2 separate regions of the Homo sapiens genome follow, and region 1 is linked to region 2. The links are chromatin loops, found by intact Hi-C in ENCODE. Cell type or tissue: endothelial cell of umbilical vein. All regions are shown on one strand.

Evidence for each region. Hi-C counts contacts between places; a loop is a spot of excess contacts. Peaks named below come from ENCODE experiments on the same cell type or tissue, not always from the same donor. Only the 100,000 strongest peaks of a DNase experiment are listed, where the experiment ranks them.
Region 1: a loop joins it to region 2, with 10 times the contacts of the local background. A loop is called at or near these places in 2 of 110 quality-filtered maps.

Annotation. Positions count from the first base shown.
Region 1 is chr6:90,008,025-90,010,524 of GRCh38, forward strand. It overlaps BACH2 (BACH transcriptional regulator 2), which reads right to left. Exons shown (of 9, transcript NM_021813.4): 6 at 578-832. The coding sequence starts at 820. Among named protein-coding and RNA genes, the nearest start is that of GJA10, 110 kb to the left of the region's middle. In endothelial cell of umbilical vein, no CTCF peak of the experiment used is centred here; DNase peaks (open chromatin) are centred at 1,097 and 1,277; H3K27ac peaks cover 2,020 bases.
Region 2 is chr6:90,367,930-90,370,429 of GRCh38, forward strand. No RefSeq gene overlaps it. Among named protein-coding and RNA genes, the nearest start is that of MIR4464, 56 kb to the left of the region's middle. RefSeq lists an enhancer at 938-2,137. In endothelial cell of umbilical vein, no CTCF peak of the experiment used is centred here; a DNase peak (open chromatin) is centred at 1,322; H3K27ac peaks cover 1,894 bases.

The DNA of each region.
Region 1 (2,500 bases), 360 kb before region 2:
TCCAGCTACTAGTGTTCCCAAAGTGCCAAAATAACCGTATTCACTGATGTGATTAAGAAACCTGAGTGGGCTGTTTTCAACAACGGTGAGAAAAGCAAGTTTACACTTCTTAGAATCTTACTGAATTAATGGTGAAAATTACTAGTTGCTTTTATTTTTCCCCCAAGCAAAGAAGGTGCTGTGAATGCTTTCGATCTTTTACTCTCAAGGGAAATCTAGTGATCCTTACACCATCTGAAAGACAGAAATCATAGCAATGATTCAGATCCCACATCTAGGACTGTGCCAAACTTAGGCTGAACCACTCAAAACCTGAAGGGTAAGTGAACTAGAAACTACAAGTGACTGAGCCACAGGTGAGGTTCAGTTCCCTTCAAGAAAGATATTCACATTCTGTGCCTCTGAGACTTTAAGTGTATCAAATAGAAACTGACTATGCCACAGACCTAACATGTGACTTGGACATCAACTCCTGAGTGGGGACATGGCACCTAGTACATCTTCTAGCTCCTAGTCAGCCAGTTTTCTGTAAGTCAATAAACATTCATTAACAATCACACAAACCAAATTACTGTACCTCCTCAGGCAAGCTGACCACCAAATCATTTTTTGTCTGTCCAACCAGCGCCTGCCAAAAATATTCACTGCATGCGGCCAGCACAGCCCGGTGGGCCCGGAACTCCTTCCTCTCCACGATCAAAGTCACGTCACAGAGAATATCCTTTTTCCGCTGGTCATTGAGGCCCAGGAGGATGTTGGTGCAGTGGACTGTGGACTCATACACATACATGGGGGAGTCAGGCTTCTCATCCACAGACATGCCGTTCACACCCTGAAAGAAAGAAAGAAACAAAGAAAGAAAGAAAGAAAGGCTGAGTCACCACAGCTGTAGGATCAGAGAGAGGAGGTGAGAAAGAACATCATGGTTCCTGTGTCCCACTGCCATGAGCATGGCAGGAAGGAGGGGAATTACCAATCAGCATATTTGTGCTTACTCTGTACAATGAGCTCAGGAAACATATCTGTAAAGTCAAGTTCCACAGCTGACTTTTATGCTTCCTACTTACCGCATTCTTTTACCCCATGGTAACAAAGCCAGATCTTTTAATAGAACATTTAAAACATTTAAAACACATTGGTATTTTAAAACTTGGTGGTTCTGATTTTGTTAGTAGGCTGAAAAAGAAATTTCACATGTAAATAGCCTCTATGCAAGGACTAACTTAGATTTGTGTGAAGAGGAAATGAATCATTTTGAAGTATTTGTAATGTTGTCTTGATGAAGTATATGTAAGTTCCTAAGGTGAAATTTGGCTGAGATGCCAAGTAGAGTAAACATCAAATCACAATACATATTTAACAAGTGAACCAAACTGTCTGCACACTGAAGACTCAGTAGAGTCAGCTATTGCATCTGCCCTCTGCCACTTCAAGGCAAAGCACAATTGCCATAATGCAATAGTTGCTCAGCTCTTAGAAAGATGTGGAATTGTGCTGTCGTTATCCCAGCTGAATTGATGTACATCCCCTTTAAGGAAACACAATATATCACAATAGCAGTCATGAAAAAAGATGCATTCAACAGTCAAGATTACTTTTACAAAAGGTTCTTTGCTTTAAAAAATATCCATTGAAATATTTCTTTTTCTTTTTTTTGAGAGGGAGTTTTGTTCTTGTCGCCCAGGCTGAAGTGCAATGGTGCGATTCTCAGCTCACTGCAACCTCCACCTCCTGGGTTCAAGTGATTCTCCTGCCTCCGCTTCCCAAGTAGCTGGGATTACAGGCATGTGCCACCGTGCCTAACTAATTTTTGTATTTTTAGTACAGACGGGATTTCACCATCTTGGCCAGGCTGGTTTTGAACTCCTGACCTCAGGTGATCCACCCGCCTCGGCCTCCCAAAGTGCTGGGATTACAGGCGTGAGCCACTGTGCCTGGCCCCGCTGAGGTATTTTAAAATACAGTATCTGTAATTAATTTATATAGTTACATAGTTTTTCTGTAATGTTTGCTAGAGTAGTAAGAATTCCAGTAGCGAGTCCTACTTTCTTTTTGGCTTTCTTATTTTTTTAAAACAGCTTTAACATACAATAAACTGTACATATTTATAGTGAGCAATTTGATGTTTTGATTGTGTATGTAACTGTGAAACCATCATCACAATAAAGATAGTAAACAAATCCATCATCACCAAAAGTCTCCTTAAGGCCCTTGTAATAATTTTTCCCTTGTACCTCTCTGTACCCCACCGCTACAACGACTGATCAGCTTTCTGACATTCTATATTAGCTTGCATTTTCTAGAGTTTCATATAAATGGAATCATAAACTACATATTCTTTTATATCTGGCTTCTTCTATTCAGCATAATTATTTCACCATTCATCCATGTTGCTGCATATATCAAGTTTGTTCCTTTATTACTTAGCATCCTATTGTATAAATATAGCGTAACTTTTTTTTTATCCATTCATCTATTAGTGGATATTTGGGTTGTTTCC
Region 2 (2,500 bases):
TATTTGTGTTCTGTTGTGACATAACTTCTAAGAAGGGATTTGTATAAAATGTGTACAACACGTTATGGTTTATTAACTTTCTTTCACTGGCCTTGTTTAATTTTACTCTCACCTTATCTTTTTAGGGTTGGTGACATTATTCTGATTTTGCAGATGAGGAAACAGAAGCACAGAGACGTTTTGTGGCTTGCTTTGCTGTCCTTAGGCAGAGAGGAGTCTGATGGAGAGTTAACTATAGTATTCTCCGTGGCAGATGGCTGTGCCTCCTGTCCAGGGCAATTTGCCTTAGCAGGCTGGAGAACAAAGAGCACTGAGCCAAGAGTCCTTGGCCCCACCACCTTCCATATAACCTGAGGACTTCTGTTTCCTCAATATGGTTCTTGGGGTCGTTTTTAGGATGAATTGGGTTTTGTGAGAATTGTGTATTGCCATGCAAATATATGTTATGAATAATACCTTTGAACAGTCATTCTTCAGCTTATGGAAGCCTATCCATTTAAGGTAGAAACTTAAGATGTATCTTTCTCCTCCCTGTATTTGGTAAAGTTAGGAGCTAGGGCAGCATAGTTGAAATGAATTAAAAGAACTTTTTTTTCCATTTTTCTAATTTCTATTTCCATAATATAAGTACCCATTCATGGAAAAATAAAAATTAGGTAAGTGATAGAAATTACAAAGAAAGTTACAAATATTCAAAATGCTTCAGTCTACCAACCTTGAAGAATAAAATATTTTCCTATTCAAGAACAAAGAATCTTGTGGTTATGTTGATAGAGAAAATATCTTTAAGCCACACTTTTTAAAAGTCATGCAAAAATAAGCTCTGAGGTTTATTTGTTTTAGTGGGCTGTGCTCCACTGGCATCCTTCCTGGGAACATCATTCTTCTTTCCTTTTGTTTTCCCCTGAATTTTTGAGCATAGGTTTACAGTTTGAAGGGGGAAAAATATTTTCAGCTTACATTTACTGTTTTTTTTTTTTCAGTAATAAGACCACATAAGGTTGAGATCCAGGTATGAGAAAGCTTAATAAAACTTAATGTCTTGGTTCTTGATGACCAGCCAGTGCACATGCCACTAAGTAAGTGAGATTCATCCTCTAAGGATTCACAGTGAATCTTTAACCCTGCCCTTGAGAAAGTATTAAAGAAGATCCAGAGACGGGAGCAAAACAAAATACACAACCAGAGACACTGTGTGCTGTCAGCAGCAGGCATGTACTGGTCAAGGAATTAGATGACTCAAGGTGGTGACTCATTCAGCAACTATGTAGTGTTTGCGGTTGAAGAGAAACCTTGGCCAGAGAATGACTAAAATCTATTGGCAGCGTCTTTAAAAGAATCATGACTGGGCCTACACCAGCGAATACGCAAGTGTGCTTTTTTTCTTCGTCTTTTACTAATTCAAGACTGAGAGTAAGAAAACACCATCCTTGTTGACGCCCACTATTACAGCATGCTCTCCAGGGCATTCCCAGCAACTACGCTCAGTGAGACTGAGTCCAGATACTTATCTCTGTGTTTGGACGTGGTCATATGTGTGCATGTTTGTAGTTAGTAGGATGAACAAGTCAGACTTATACAAATTGTTAGAGGCACTTGTTCTTGATAATTAAAAAAAAAAAGCCAAGAGAAAGTTTCCAAATTTAGTTATTGTATTAGTTTCCTGGGGGCTGCCATAACAAAATACTACAAACTGAATGGCTTAAACAACAGAAATGTATTCCCTGGCAGTTCTGGAGGCTGGAAGTCTGAGATCCAGGCGTCAGCAGCGTTGGTTCCTTCTGAGGTCTGTGAGAAAGAATTCGTTCTGTGCCTCCCCCTGAGCTTCTTGGTGGTTTGCTGGAGGTCCTTGGCATTCCTTGGCTTGTAGAAGCACCGTTGTGTTCTTTATCTTCACCTCCACATGGCGTTCTCCCTGTGTGTCTCTGTCTCCAAATTTCCTCCTTTTAGAAGAAACCAGTCACATTGGATGAGGGGCCCACTCTGCTCCAGTATGGCCTCATGTTAACTAATTGTACCTGCAATGCTCCTATTTCCAAATAAGGTCACATTTCTGAGGTCCTGGCAGTTAGGACTCCAACATAAGAATGGACAGGAGGGGGACAGAATTCAACCCATCGCCTTCTCCATATCAGCCAGAGCTAATTTATTACAAAACTAGTGGATCCATTTGAAATTTTGTGCTAATCAATGTTAGTCTCTTTTTTAAGTCCAGAAGAAAATTTCAGTTTTAAAAAAGTTTGAATATATTTCATATTAGAAGGAGTAACTATTTAAAAATAATAGAGACTCACTAGCCTAAAACAAAGTAGTTAACCAAACAATTTATTAATCATCTGGGTATAATGCCATGTAAATACATTTGCATTTATGAATGCAAATGCCACACAAGCATGCCATCATTAACAGTGCAAAACATGAAATTTTAACAAAATTGTTGGACTAGAAGGTAAATTTGGTATCTAAAATTTTAAGACTCAGTTTAGCTTTTGAGGTTGCT